2 separate regions of the Mus musculus genome follow, and region 1 is linked to region 2. Evidence: chromatin loops called from intact Hi-C (ENCODE). Cell type or tissue: left cerebral cortex. All regions are shown on one strand.

What was found. Hi-C counts contacts between places; a loop is a spot of excess contacts. Peaks named below come from ENCODE experiments on the same cell type or tissue, not always from the same donor. Only the 100,000 strongest peaks of a DNase experiment are listed, where the experiment ranks them.
Region 1: a loop joins it to region 2, with 2.7 times the contacts of the local background. A loop is called at or near these places in 15 of 42 quality-filtered maps.

Annotation. Positions count from the first base shown.
Region 1 is chr2:53,185,342-53,193,341 of GRCm38, forward strand. Prpf40a (pre-mRNA processing factor 40A) reads right to left here and starts at 5,913. Exons shown (of 26, transcript NM_018785.3): 1 at 5,682-5,913; 2 at 4,628-4,759. The coding sequence starts at 5,891. Arl6ip6 (ADP-ribosylation factor-like 6 interacting protein 6) reads left to right here and starts at 6,743. Exons shown (of 4, transcript NM_022989.4): 1 at 6,743-7,181. The coding sequence starts at 6,782. In left cerebral cortex, a CTCF peak has its summit at 4,659; DNase peaks (open chromatin) are centred at 5,959 and 6,668; H3K4me3 peaks cover 2,977 bases; H3K27ac peaks cover 1,842 bases.
Region 2 is chr2:52,739,620-52,747,619 of GRCm38, forward strand. Stam2 (signal transducing adaptor molecule (SH3 domain and ITAM motif) 2) reads right to left here and starts at 2,530. Exons shown (of 14, transcript NM_019667.2): 1 at 2,442-2,530. The coding sequence starts at 2,481. In left cerebral cortex, CTCF peaks have their summits at 2,074, 2,329, 3,352 (motif pointing left), 4,701 (motif pointing right) and 1 weaker place; DNase peaks (open chromatin) are centred at 2,586, 2,887, 3,283, 5,967 and 1 more place; H3K4me3 peaks cover 2,234 bases; H3K27ac peaks cover 1,379 bases.

The DNA.
Region 1 (8,000 bases), 450 kb after region 2:
CTTTTCTTCCTTCCTTCCTTTCTCCCTCCCTCTCTCTCTTTTTTTTTTCCCGAGACAGGGTTTTTCTGTGTAGCCCTGGCTGTCCTGGAACTCACTCTGTAAACCAGGCTGGCCTTGAACTCAGAAATCTGCCTGCCTCTGCCTCCCAGGTGCTGGGATTAAAGGTGTGTACCACCACTGCCTGGCTTAGATTTCTTAACCAAAACAAAACAAGACCCCAAAAAACCTCATTTATTTCATTTTATCTATTTTTGCTAAATGAGAAAACCATACGATTCCCATACTAAAAGCAGGGACAATGTAAAGTCACAAGTAACCTCTAGACACACATGTATCAGTTACTTTCTAGTGTCCATTGTAGGAAATAGTATCTACTTACTCATTTCATTCATTCAACAAGTATTACTGAGCACCCAGAATGCACCAAGAACTGTGCTCAGCACTGACAATTCTTAACAAGAACAATTCAGTTCTTGCTAAGACCTTATAATCTATTACTTGTTAGGAAAATAGCAAATCAGAAAACATTAAGGGAAAAATAAAAGAGGAAAATGTCACTAAGTGCCAAAATAAAACAGTAAAAATTCCAAACATATCAATGTGTTAAATAATTTAGAAAGGAGGTAAAGAGTGTTCAAACTGTTCGAGAAAATAATTTAAGCAAGCAAAGATGTCACGGTGATAGCGATCTTGAAAGCAAGAAGGCAAGGACAGCAGAGAAGCTTAAAGTCAAGAGCTAATATAACCATTTAAGGCACCATGAAAAGATTAGTACGAACTTGTATTAGGGAGTATAAAAACATGCATCATTGAATGTTGCTTTGATGTGTATTACAGAAGATCTTTCAAACTTAAAGCTGTGGAATTTAGACACTAGGTCACAGATATACAATACTGGGAATTCTTAAGCAAAGAAATACAATTTACTTTCTATTTTTTGATAGGTGATAGAATTAGCCTTGAAGCAAGAAAACCAGATCAAAAACAGTTTGAGTCTCCAAGGCACGGGATAGGACAACCTGGGTGCTACAGATTTGTGAGTTTGTCTTCTCAGTAATAAAGTTAAGAAAGCCAAATTCATTTCTAAGATGTAACTACTCACTAATGTAATATCAAAAAAAATTACCCCCAAAACAGGAAATTACTTAGGAAGATTTTGACTTCCAAATCAATCCATGAAAGTTTGATAAAGTCAGAAAATTGAACCATGAAGTGTTAATTAACTCTGGAAAGGAGCTCAAGACCTCATCTCATTCTTTCTATAAATCAGAGGAGAGTTACAATCAAGAACAGAGCCAGCTAGGGGCACTCTGTTGGGCAAAAGCAAAGCCAGCTGATTAAAAGTACAAAAAATTTTATGTTCTTGGTGATTTAAAAGCACATACAAAAAGAAAAGGAAAATGGAAAAGAAAATACTTTAAAGACAAAACATGTTTTATTCTGAATGGATATGGAGAAAGACAGCTTTATACACAATCATATTTTAACAGAAATTTCTACTGGAATGTTTTGAATATTGTTACTATGCAAAAAAATTTTTTCAGTAAATATTTAAGAATAAAAAAAGACCCCTCCAAAAACAGTTCCTTCTCTCACATACTATTTAAAGCTCATTTATCTGATTTATTTGTACGGTCCTTTTCAGTAGTATATTCTTTTAATTGTGTAACTGACAAGCATAATTTTCCCCAAAGATATGTGCATCAGGAGGCAATAATTTAACCTATATGATAGGTAATTGAGATAAGCCTGAAAGCAATTATGGTTAAGTTATGCTTGTTATTTCTAGGTATTTGCTAATCGATTCAGCCTGAACTGGAGAAAATGGCACTCTAGTTTATCTTATACATTAAGGGTAGAAAATCGCGAACATATCACTTCTTGAAGTAACTGGCTGCATTTTAACTTTGCAAACCCTTTTTTAACCCTAGATCATTACTGTCTAGTTTGCATACTGTTTTATAAAGAAGCTATACAATGTCTTGTCATATTCAGTAACATTTCAAAGACCACAATAATCTAGCATTTTCTTTATCTTTGGCTGGTCTAAGCCAAGTAACTTAAATGTGGGCAGTGCAGCAGATAACAGGAGGCTGAGCTGTTCCAGGATCCTGGTACATACCAAAATTCACACCTTTTTTTCCCTTGCATTAAAAAAAAAAGCCATAATATGTGCATATATGGACATCTTGTATAATTTAAATCATCTCTGGATGCTACCTAACACAATGTACATGCTATCTCTATAAGTAACTATATAGTTGTTTCACGTGTTAAATGTGACTATGACAAGGCAAAAAGTCTGCTTGTGGTCTGGAAATTGTAATTTATTTTTCATGTACTATAAGCCCATGTTAGATGAAATAATGGCCACAGAATTCTGCAGTTATAAAAGATCAACTATTTTTGAAGATTATAAAGCCCTTAGTCCCGAAAATCTAAAAGTTTTTAACAAACTTTAAAAAAGATGGATGGCAAAACTATACAGGTACCCTGCTTCTTCTCAATTATCTTCTCATTATAATTACTATTAATAATCCAGAGCATATGCAAAGAGAAGAAATGATGCAGGAAAACAATCAGTTCATCATTAAGAAAAGGTACACAGAGCTTTGAGAAAGAATCCTGGAGCCCTTAAGGATTCAGCTTAGCTTTACCATAAGCTAGGACCCATACTCTTAGGTAGGAAGTGGGCACTAGATAATGACCTAATTTTGAGAAAATAACAGCAATTTTCTTGAGACTTTCAGATCTGGTCTCCCAAAGTATTCATTATCCTCACAGAGGAAGAATGCTAAACATTTAAACAGTCAGGTGCACAGAACATATTAGACTAAAAAAAAAATTAATAATAGTAGAAAACCATGAAGCAAAAGTCAAAATATCTGAAGTGTGTAAGTATAAAGTAAACTAATTAGGAATATGGTCACTGGCACAGCTAAAGAGAAGGGGCCACAAAACAAACTGTGACCAGTGTATGCCAATTACTTAAAAAAATAAAGTAAAATCTGCACTGTACTAAAAATGAGTAGCTGGCATCTCAGGACTGCTAGTGCAACAGCACCGGGACAGCAAGGGTAAGCAGGCCAACCCCTTGCAAACTTACCTTGCCTGGCCCAATGGACACAGAAGGCCCCAGAAAAGAGAGAAGCGTCTGGCAGTAGCAAATTGTTTTATTTTATCTTTCTGTGGAAAGAAACTAATTTTAAATAAGAACCAGAGCATTAGAGAATAAATATTTTTTAAAGCTCATTATCTAGTTAGAGCAGCTCTACCAAGAAAACAAGAAGGGTTTTGTGCTGCTTAGAGATGGAAAGATACAGAAAAAGAATCAAGAGTTGTCTCTGCATATCCTAGGGAGTTTTAAAGTATTATTATTCGAGAGTAACAGAGCAAAAGAATCTTTTCTATAAGGAACTCCTGCAGGCAGAATCTTTTCAGTTTGGTGCCTTTGAATACAATTTTCTTATCCAAAATTAAGGGCTATATTCCAAATATAAAAGAAAACCACTTAACACTGAGCCATTCTACTCTTTAAAATAAAAAAAGCAAACAAACAAAAAAACACAAGTTCCTGTTTCCCCCTGTAATTTCACCAGTAACTTTAGCCTTCATTGCTCAAACCATCGTCAAACTCAATAGTACTCATTAGCAAAAGAAAATATACAACTGGCTTTCTAAAATATTCTGCTAATCAAAAATTTCATGACTTATCAAGATATTCAACTGGAATAACCCAGCCCACCTAAGAATCAGTGTATTATATAGAACCTAGCATAGGACAGAACTGTTGATGCACCTCAAGCTCTTGTCTTTCTTGACCACTTCTCTAGAAATTCTACCCGTGTTCCTGAGTCATCTTAAAACCTTTTAATCCAATCACTCCTACGAAAAAACGTCCATTTACGATTTGTGCTAGAGATTCAAGGGGCAACGCACAAGTAGGAGTATAGAAGCAATTATCATTCAAAAATTAAGTAGAAAATGAGCTACCTATTTGGCACTGTCCAGGAAAGAATTAGTAATAGAGCAGAAAATCCCTCCGCACCCCAAACAAGAGGAAGATACTCCAAGAATAAAATTCATTCTACATGAAAACCCCAAGTAACTACTATTTTTCTGATGCTAGGCTTTACACATTCACCACGATTATCTTCTGATATATATTTACTCCTAGACCATTAATAATTATAATGCCTGAAATAAAGTCACTAAGTTAAATAGATTAGATGTATACTCTCACTTTAAATTATTTGCTTGGTTTTCCAGATAGGGTTTCTCTGTCTTGGAACTCAGTCTATAGATCCAGGCTGGCCTTGAACTCAGAGATCTAACTGCCACTGCCTCCCAAGTGCTGGGATCAAAGGCGTGCGCCACCACAGCCGGCTTATTTTTTTTAAAGCTTAATTTTGTTGAGGAAGTCAGTTAATTTTTTCTCATACAGTCTTACTACATTCAAAATTTGGTTACAGACATGAGCAATGTAATGTTTTGTCTTGTTTGAAGACATTACGTGGATATAAACTAACCTTTAAAGGGCTGCAAGTACACCACTGACTTACATCTTAAATACATCTCGACACACTCAAACAAAACTAAGCAAGCCAAAGGGAAAGCGTCTTCTTACTTGTCCCATTGGAGGCCCTCCCATAGGGGGCATCATCTGTGGCATCATTCCATGAGGTACAGGAGGCATGTTTGCTCTCTGACCCATAGGGTGCATGCCCATTGGTGCATAATGCATGCCAGGATGCCCCATCTGAAAAATAATAAAAAGGGAGAGTGAGAGACAGTTAAATGCTTCTTTAAAATGTCATTTCAAAAACAACAACTAAAACCCATCAATTAAGGCACAATATTAAATCACTGTGATTAAATTACAGTATTAGCATATACTGAAGTTAATCTTAATTACACTACAGTGATTATTAGATGGGGCCTGAAAATTTACAAAATAATGGAAAAGTTAAACCCATTAGCGGATTACAACCCCTCTCCAATGACTTAACAAACTGTTAAATGACTGGTCAGACTTGGTGACTATGTATTGAATTCCAACTTAAAAAATTATTACGATGAACACAACTTCCGTCACCTTTATACACATAACCAGCTTATACTACTTAAAATTACATTCATATGGACAAGACCTAAAACAGAGTGCGGGTACCCAAGAGTACTTCACAAATGTTTTAATAGAGTTAAACTGTCCCAGACACTAACAAATTCATGCCGTTTTAGGGAGCTTAAAATATAATACTTCCATTGTTCCTGGCTTGAAACTAAGTATCCGCAGCCAATTCTCCCAACCGAATCCCCCAAGCCCTGCAAATCACCACCACTCCCGGAGAAATAAGACCGCAGCAGCCGCTCCTTAAGTCCCACAGACTTAAGTGTCCCTACTGTAAGTCAAGCCTGGGGCTCTCAGATGCACAGTCCGCCCGGGGCCCAGCACCTTCCTTCTTCCTAAGGCATCTATCTACCTAGGCCAAGACCACTGGCAAGTCCAAGGTCCCACCTATTTCTTTGTGTGTTCCCGCCCTCCATCTCTCCCCCTTGGGACGTAGCCCACCATCTGCAGCTCTCTTCCTGATATGCTCTTCTCCGTTTGGAGAGAGCTTCCTGTTTCTCTGACTCGGTTTTTCATTGTGCCGCTTTCCCCTACCCCGCCGATCCCTTACCGAGGGCCGTCTCCTCAGGAAGCCGTCAGCAGAGACCCAAGAACTGGAGCACAGGTTTGAGCCGGACAATCTCCGCTCCCCGTCCCCGGGACCCCGCGAGGGAGGTTGGCTCTCCATTTCACTCACCATGAGGCCTCCACGCTCGGCTCCAGTCCCCGGCCTCATCGTCGGGCTCAGACTGCTCCGTCGGCGGCCACTGCCGCTGCACATACCAACAAGAAGCGATCTGAGTGGCTGGCGCCCGCCGGGGCCAAAGGGTAAAGGCTGCCCTGAGCTGCGGGGCGGGATCAGCGGGGCCAATAAACTGACAGGCTTCCCTACTGTCCAATCAGAGCGCGAGACCGACAGGCAGCTCTGCGGCGATTCGCCCCCTGCCTCGCTCGGCGTCGCCTGCATGGAGGGGGGGGGAGGGGGGACGGAGGAAGTTTCTGCGTCGAGTGCTCTGCCGGGGAAACTCTACCAACTTCCCCCAGGAAAGGGGACACGGCGGGGACCCAGATTCCCGGGTTCGGGCCACCGCACCCCGTCGGGGGGTGGGGCAGTGGCGTCCAGCCCCTCGCCCTAGTTACGTTCGCCCCACAAACCTGAGGCCACCAGGGGTGGGGTGGGGGTGGGGCGGGGGAAGCGGCACCCGGCGTTAGCGGCCTAGTGCGCGCGCGCGCGGTTGCCCTGGGGAGGGGGTCGTGCCTTTGGGGGTGGGGGGGAGAAACTCGAGAGCTGCGCGCGCGCCCGGCATAGTGAAGGGCGGAGGCGCGAACTGTATCTGGCGGGGAGCGGTAAAGACAGAGATCTCTCGCCCGAGGGAGGAAGCGACTGGCGGTTAGGAAGGCGCGGAACTGCGGTCATGGGGCTCGAGAGGTGCGTGCCCACAGGACCCGAAAGGGTGGAATAAATGAGAGTGTTGTCGCGGCGGGCCATGGGCGCGCGCTCCCACGGCGCCTCCGGAAGCGGAGTCCCCGGGTAACCCGCTCTTGCACTCCCCTACGGTTCTGCGCGCGGTGGTTGGGTCCGCCGACGGCCGTCTCTGATTGGCTGTAGCCGGGGCGGGGCGTGGCGGTGGTGGACAGCCGACCTTCGCGGGACTCTCAGTCTTTCCCGCCATGTCGTTCGTGGAGAGTTGGAGGTTTGCGGGCGCGCGGAGGCGCCGTCAGGTTACCCCAGGCCCTGCGACTCGGCCCGGGTATTCCGACTACACTCAGGGGGACAGCTGGGGTGAGGGCGAAGGCGACGAAGACGAGGGATGCGACCAAGTGGCCCGCGACTTGCGGGCAGAGTTCTCAGCCAGGGCGTCGTCGGAGACCAAGAGGGCCCCGCTACTCCCCCGGGTCGGGGACGGGTCTCCGGTCCTGCCGGATAAGCGCAACGGCATCTTCCCGGCCACTGCGGCCAAGCGAACCCAGGCTCGGCGGTGGCCCATCCAAGCCCTTTCCATTCTCTGTTCGCTGCTGTTCGCCGTCCTCCTTGCTTTCCTTCTCGCCATCGCCTACATGATCGTTAAAGGTATTGAAGCCCAGGCCTTGAAAGGCTGTCCAGCGTAAAGTGCAGCCAGTACATCACACGCCCCCATTCACACTCTCCTCCCAAAGCGTTCCCTCGAGACTGCTATCGTCCCTTTTGTCTTCTCTCCCTAGATGGACGTCCTTGCTCCGTCATGAGACCCATTTAGAAAAGATCTTTGGCTAAATCTACAGTCTTTAATGCCGTAAAGGCATTGAACACTTTGAGTTGAAACAGCAGAGCCCCTTACTTTTAAAAGGATCAAAAAAGTACGTGTAAGAAAGTACTGCTGTACGTCCTAAGGCTGATGTTAAGAGACATGCTGGGTTTGCACTGTTCTCTGAACCTAGGACAAGGATCCCCACCCCCACCCCATCCCAAGTTTCTACTTTTCTCTCTCTCTCTCTCTTTCTTTCTTTTTTTCTTTTTTGAGACAGGGTTTCTCTGTATAGACCTGGCTGTCCTGGAACTCACTTTGTAGACCAAACTGGCTGGCTTTCTTTCTTTCTTTTTTTTTTTTAATATTCTTTTTTAAAAATTTTTATTAGATATTTTCTTCATTTACATTTTAAATGCTATCCTGAAAGCCCCCTATACTCCCCCCCCCCCCGCCCTCTCGCCCTGCCCCCCTACCCACCCACTCCCACTACTTGGCCCTGGCATTCCCCTGTACTGGGGTATATAAAGTTTACAAGACTAAGGGGCCTCTCTTGCCAATGATGGCCGACTAGGCCATCTTTTGATACATATGCAGCTAGAGTCAAGAACTCCGGGGTGCTGGTTAGTTCATATTGCTGTTCCACCTATAGGGTTGCAGTTCCC
Region 2 (8,000 bases):
AAGACCTGGCTGCTTCCTACTGAAGCAATGCTGCCAGGGAAGGAAAGAACAATGGCGACCTTTACCTTGGGAACTGGCTACCTAACACTATTGTTTGTCTTGCCATCATAGATGATCGATAACTTTAGGCAAAGGGGTAGGACAGATACCATCTTCCATATCCCCCATATCTACCAAGCTGCATTAATCACATTTTAGGTCAACCATCTACTGGAGCACGTGTCCTTTCTTGGACTTGAGTGTCTTGTGAGCAAGCACTCAGTATACGTATTAATTTTTGTCTCTGTAGCACACACTACAATGCCTGATCTACAGTGATCACCCATGCATTTCTGTTGGATGAAGAGTGAACACTGCTAACACACATAAACCACAGAAATAAAGATAATGCTACCCAAAAAAGTGGGCATGGAATATTGCTGTAAAATGCTCAATCAGTTAATGGCTTGTTTGCATTATTAACTTTTTCACACTAAGAGTCCTTAAGGTCTAAAAAACACAACATATAATTTCCTGATACTTGTTTCAGAGCAATCTGAGCTCCTTAGAATTTCGTTCCTTTTTTTTTTTTTTAGTTGCATTCGTCCAAGTGGCCTCAACCAATTTCACAGCCCATGAAATAACCGACATAGGTTTTTTTGTTTGTTTGTTTATTTGTGCCTGAAGATCAGCACCTAAGAGAACTACACTAAGCTCTGATGCAAAGATTTCAGAACGTACTGAGGAGACAGTATAGAAAAATAAACTGGGCAGAGCAACTCATAATATTGCTACCAAAAAAGTTTTCAATTTGAAAACAGCAGGCTCCTAGGAAATTTTTTCCCTGAAGAAAGAGTTTATAGGTTTTAAGCTGGGCATGGTAGCACACACCTTTAACCCCAACACTTGAGAGGCAAAGGCAGGCAGATCTCTGAATTCAAGACCAGCCTGATCTACTCCTGAGTTCGAGGCCAGTCTGGTCTACAGTGTGGATTCCAGAACAGCCAGGGCAGAGAAACCCTGTCTCAAAAAACCAAATAAATAAATAAATTAATTAATTAATTAATTAATTAAATTAAAAAATTAAAAAGTTCATAGGTTTTGTATTTTAAATAATCTGTCATGGGCTGGAGAGATGGCTCAGTTAAGAACATTCCCTGCTCTTCCCAGCACCCACACGGTGGCTCACAGCTGTCTGTAACTCCAGTGACAGGTGATCTGACACTGTCTTCTGGCCTCCTCGGGCACAGCACACAAGTGACAAATATAACATGTAGGCAAAACACCCACGCACACAAATAACAAACTAATAAAGAAAAAAAAAATAAAATAACCTCTTCTACTTGGCTTTTTCCACACATATTTCATTAGAGCAAAATCAAAGCGTTTAGAGTCACACTAAGAAGCACGGGTCTCAAAGAGGGTGGAGGCCCACCCAGACTTGGCATCCCGCAGTTCTCAATATTAAGACTGAGGTTTTAAGAAACTGAAGCCAGCCTAGACTATATAAAGACTCCACTCTGTCTCAAAACTCAATTAATTCAATAACAATTAAAAAGTGTAATGTGTCACATAGGTATTGTTACAAAAGAACAATTAATTATTCCTTAAACAGTGACTAAGCCTCACATGCTTCCTATATAATTAGTCACTCACATGATTTGAACGTGATTTTGAGAATTATAACAAGATGAAGCACTTTCTAGTCTTTTCTTAAATGAACAAAAATTTTAACTGAACAAACTGGTAGTAAAATGTGTAGCATTTTTGTTTGACTGGAAATTTCTAAATCCGAAAAGCTCGCTAGGAGCGTGTTAACTACTGCTACAAAAATAATGCTAGCCTGTGCTTTTACTGTTAATATTATGCTTAAGTTGTACCCATCCATCTTTTTTCTCATTTTGAAAGTCATGCGCTACCAGAGTAAAGTTTTGACTCCAACAAATATCGGTTGTTCTGGGCTATTTAAAGATTCTGGGAGTTTTCCTTCTCATCCTCCGCGCCTGGCTCTCGCAGCACCTTCAAAACAGTCAATAAATACGAAAACTGCAACCACCAGGGCTTAGATGTGTGCTTACGGGAGCGATGCGAATTAAACCTGGTAAGTCTTAGGTCTCTAGTTCAAGACTGCCCTCGGCAGCAAAAAGGGTGTCCAGTACTGCACTTTTTTTTTCCCAAAGGGACGGGTGTTAACGAGCTCGGGAGAAAGCAGGAAGTTTGTATCAGCAACTTAAGCCTCGTACGAACAAGGCTTTTCCCCCACTCCTGCTCTGGGTGACTGGAACAACCCTTCTCGGTATCCCAATCTCGGACAGGCAGGAGTCGGGCGAGCCAGAGACGCACCGAGGCTGCCCCCCGCCGTCGAGAGCGGCGCCGCCCCTTCGCTCTCCGCCGGGGTTTCCAGGCACCCAGGCCGCCGCCCACTTTCGCCTTGCACACAGCGCGCCGGGCACCGCACTCACCCACATCTTGCTCGAACGGGTTGGCAGTGAACAGAGGCATCACGCCGGCAACCCGAGCTGAATCCCGACGCTCTGGCGGGACTCCGACTGCCCCAGCTGGGCGACCCGCCGCGGCTTCCTAGACGGCTTGGCCCAGCGGTGCCTTCACTTCCGCCGCCGTGCCTGCCCTGCGCGCGCCTGCCTGTCCGGCGCCCGGCCGCCGCGGCTCCAGCCCCACCGGTGGGGCCGCACGACGCTTGGCTGAGCTCTAACACCCTGTAGTGGCCTCTCTGCTGTCCCAAAGACGTGGCAGCCCCCGATCCGACGCCTGATCAGACACGGCAGCCGCCACAGTCACCTTTCCGCAGTGAGGACCCGAGAGAGCCACGGGGCCCAGGGGAGGGGCTTCAGGGCCGGAAGTTGTGGTAGCTGGAGATGCCAGAGGCCGCCGAGCTTGCAGATCCTGAGTGGCGAGGCGGGGTGCGTGGCTCGGGAATGTCGTTTCCTTCGCCCCAGGTTGTGACAGCAGCTCTTCTCGAACCCGAGTACTTCCTGGGTACCAGGTCAGGTCTTGCTACTCGGACCCCGCGCCCGCATCGCGTCTGGTTGCTATGGAAACAGCTGTCGCCTTATGAGAGGCGCTGAGAATTGCCGCCTGGGTTGTAGATGCTCATGGGATCCCGCGGTTAACCAAGCCGAAATAGTCACCCTGGAAAGCGGCTGTGGAGAGACTCTTTGCTTCTCATTTCTCCTGCATGAAAACAGAGCTTGGACCATGGAATATAAAGACGAGTGAAGGGACTGGAGAGGTGGCTCAGCAATTAAGAGCGCTTGCTGCTGAGGTTTTCGTACCTTCGCGGAGGCAGGGGTTACAGCAGTCTGTAATGCCTAGTTCCTGGGAACCCGACACCCTCTTCTGGCTTCCGTAGGCATCTACACTCACCGTCCTATACCCACATGCAGACACGTAAAATTAAAAATCTAATGCCTGGCGTTGTGGCCCACGCCATTAATCCCAGCACGTGGTAGGCAGAGGTAGGCGGATCGCTGAGTCATGTTCAAAGATGAGTGAAGTGCACTCAAGCATTATAGTGCAAAAACATTTATAATGACTTAGTTATGTATAAGAGTCATAAATCCGGGTTCCCACCAGATCCAGCCAGGCATTTAAATAAGTATAAGTGTGCAAACACTCTTCCTGCAATACGTTGCCCTGTACGTCTTCACCCTGCTTCGTATCTGTTCATATCATTTATCACTCTCTATAGTACAGATAATTGTAGTATCCTTATTCATTAGACTATAAATTCCATGAGTTTTGTTCACAGTGTGAACGCAGGATCTAAAAAACAGTATCTGGTAAGAAAGTGCACGGTAAGTACTTTTAGAATGTGGCCATGGCTTTTGAATGGAAAAGCACACATCTAAAGCTGGCACCTTGAGCCGACGAAATCACTTGGCTGTAAAAGCCCTTCTAGCCCAAGCCTGAAGAGTGATGTTCAGCACCCAGAAGCCAAGGCAGAAGGAACCAACTCCAGAAAGGTGTCTTCTCCCCGCCACACACACACCCTTCGGCAGTATCCCGAGCACGGACCCTCCAACTCACACATATCATAAACACACATAATTTAAAAGATCTTTATAACCAGGCATGGTGGTACAGGCGGGTGGATCTATATAGTTATCCACCTATATAGATTACAGGTCAGACAGGGCTGTATAGTGAGACCCGGTCTCAAGTAATTAAGTATTTTTAAACTAAAGCTGGCAGCTCTAGTCAGTTTCAGCCATTTATTGAAGCACGAGCCCTTCCTTCTAGGACTTGAAGTTTTTCAACAATTTTTTTTTAATTTTGAGAATCATTTCAGTGTTTATTTATTTATGGACTCTTCTTTCAGTTTTGAGATAGGATCTTCTGTACCCTACATATCGACATATTAAAGAAGCAGACGTTATTTTCCAACCTCTAGTGTAAGGAGATGATAATAGATTCTTCCTGTGTGAAATCATCTGAATTGAATACATTATCTACTATAAAGTTAGGTTTACAAGTGAGATGGAAACATTTGCAGGTTAATGGACTAGTTTTTTTTTTTTTTAAGCATCTTAATCTAGAGTGTTCAGAATATGTCTGGACACTTTCTAGGATTAATCCCCAGTGTTAGAATGGAAATAAGTTACCTAGAAATTTGGCAGAACCTGTTAATTTTTTTCCCTCTACTTTTTTTTTTTTAACTTTATTTAATGTATTGTTGCTCTGCTGCATATACATCCTCCTGCCAGAAGAGGGCATCAGATCCCCCTATAGATGGTTGTGAGCCACCATGTGGTTGCTGGGAACTGAACTCATGACCTCTGGAAGAGCAGCCAGTGCTCTTACCCACTGAGCCATCCCACCAGCCCAAACCTGTTAATTTTTTAATTCTAGCATATAAGACACATGGCACCCATTTAGGGATATTTTGGAATATAATCTGATATCAATCCACATGTGAATAAGGAGTCCCAAACAGTTAGGTTGCTAGCAAAGACCACATGAGATAACTTAAAAGTACTTGTATTAAAAGCAAAGAATTGAGGGATAGCCTTTGAAAATATCATTTTAGAGGATCCTTGCTCCTGCTGTTTTATGGTGAGCATGCTCAAGTATCTTTATTTACCTGCTAGCATACATACCTAGTCAGTCAGTGAGTTCACTTAATTAAGAACAGTTTCGGTAGTGATCAGGAGCAAACCCTGTGTTAGCCACAAGAGGATAGTTGAGTTTTGTTACTTCACGTATAGAAGGAATTGAGCACTTAAAAGATATGTCTGAAATAACCTGCAAATTCAGATGTGCAAAGTAATTTGACTTGTTCATTTTTATTTTTTTAAGATTTATTTATTTATTTAATGTATGTGAGTACACTGTCACTGTCTTCTGACACACCAGAAGAGGGCATCAGATCCCATTACAGATGGTAGTGAACCACCATGTGGTTGCTGGGAATTGAACTCTAGAATAGCAGTCAGTGCTGTTAACCGCTGAGCCATCTCTCCAGCCCCCTTGTTCATTTTTCTTAATGCAGTATCTTTCGTACTTATCTCCATGGTGACAGGAAATACAATCAATTTCAGATAAATCCTGTTTCAGTGTTTTTCTCTGTTACTTGGGTTTACAATCAGCAAGTTCGATACCTTTACCTTAGGCCACGTACTCATGTATGCACCAAGATCCATCTTCAGGTATGTTCTCACTCTCCCGGCACATGCTTTTTGAGTTACCCTTATTATTCCACAATAGGGACAGTGTTTTCCAGACACACCATGACAAAGTTGAGTCTACTTGTTGGTGAAGAAACACCAAAGGCAGTGTGCTAAATCTTGAAAGAGGTAGAAGCATATTGCCGTTGTCTTCTAGCTAGGTGAAATAGGTCGGTCACTTGCATTCACAACATCAAGGAAATCTGTCAGCTCAAAGACCTAAATAAAGCTTATCCATCCAGAGAGCTCCTTCTGCATTCTGCAGTCTCATTCCTCCCACATCAGGAACTGAGCTAAATGAGTTTCATCTTATTAAATGTAAGTACCCACATAGAATTAGTGACTGGTATAGTAACTTGGCAGACACACACAGGAGGAGCTGCAGTGGGCAACTGAGCTTCCTGGAGACTGCACACCGTATTCTATGCTGCGGTGGGTGAATCCTGGAAAGGCATGGCCCTGGGAGCTTAGTCAGAGGATTGCTGTTGATATGCCTTTTCATATTTGTCAGTGCTGTATTCATTATTTTTCTGATAAGATGTGATGGGACAAAGGAAGTCCCTTTCTGCCTATAGTCTGTTATAATTGATTCCTGGGCATTAGCCCACCCTATTGGGCAAACTTCCTGCAGATTAACATGAAGATGATGAACTTTAGTGAAATGATGCTGTTTAGATGAATTAATGGTTTTATAGAATTCCTAATTCGATTGAAATAATTATAAGAAGTTAAGACAGTTAATAGAAAGTTTAAATTTAGTATCAAAAGTAGAGTGTACCTCCCCCTTGTAGAAGAGTAAAGTTTGCATGAGAAGGACTACAGTGAGCTACCATACATTATAAGTGCATATATTACACTAGGAAGAAAAATAGGCTTGGAACAAATTAATGATCAAAGAAAACATACATTCAAGGTCAGGTCCAAGGATAAGGCCAGAGGTGTGCACCATGATAAAGGAAGGCCATGATAAAGGTGGGCAATTCTATTGAAAAAAAAAAAACAAACTATTGCTTTGAATGTAGGCTTAGATCTTTCAAACTCTACCTTTAATAAGGGTTCTTAAATGCTTTAACCCTCCTTCTAGCCCACCACCCACCAGAGGTATTGGAAAGGGAAGGTTAACAGAGCAAAGGAGGATGTGGACTTGTTTAGAAATGGTTCTCTGGAGCAAATCCAATCTGCATTGCCAGGATATCAGCAGTTCAGTTCACTTGAACCAGCAGAAGCAGCTCGATCCACTTACAAACACCATTCATGAATCAGCAACAGCAGGTCGAAACACAAGAAATAGCGAGGCTCCTCCAATTGGCTACAGAGTCTACGGAAATGGAAACAGCAAGAAGTTGCAAGAAGCTGCCTGAACACCACCAGAATTTTTTGATGTGTTTCTCTCTATAAAGTGACAGATGAAAGATGACCAGCAAAGAAGAGTAAGGCATACCAATACCACACAGCATCATCCACTCTTGGTTGGGTTATACTTATACCCTTTCCAAATATCACATTCTCTCAAGCATCTGCTCTAGCAAAACATCACATGTCCTTTTTCCAGGCTGCTCCCAGAAAAACACCAGCAAAGCATCCTCCCACATGTCTGCCTCAATAAAAACAGCCTCTCATAAGACAATTTCCAGAAAAAAAAAACGACATAACACAACTGAGTCTCCAAAGAAACCAGAAATTTCCACTTCATATACTGCTGGGGGCCAGCCTAGCGATTGTTCTTGTTTGGTTCTTTGCAGTGGAGGGGGAAGAGCATCAGTGGAGGGTAAGACTTGGTTTTATGAGATATTTAGGGTTGCAGTATAATAATAAAATGTTTACCTATCTAAGTCTAAGTTACTGGAGCTGACCTGCCTGAATCCCTCTGGGGCCAGAAACTGCAGTTTCTGGCAATTAGCACCTCATCCTAAAATAGCCAGGAGATTAAGTAAACAATTAATTGCTGTAACCTTTTCCCTTTTGCCCAAATACCTCTTGCTTGTCAGGTTAGTGGGAAGTTTGGGGCAGTAAACTTCTATTGAATCAGGAAAAGAGAATGGCAGTTGCAGAAGGAAAAACTTTTACACAAGCAAATATGGATTAAACTCACATAAATTTATATTCAGATTCATGCATAGACATTCTTAAATCTCCATTCGAACCAGTTGGGCCCAGCTTTCATGCTGTCTCATAATTACACACACAACCATACTTACATATGTATATGGAGCATAAGACCAAGCACCAGTTCAGAAATTACTCATTCTGGATGAAAATGAGCTCCAAGCTTTATCGCATAGAGAGAGAAAAAGCTTCTACCCTTTTATTGCTAAATGAATGAAACCCAAGTCTCTA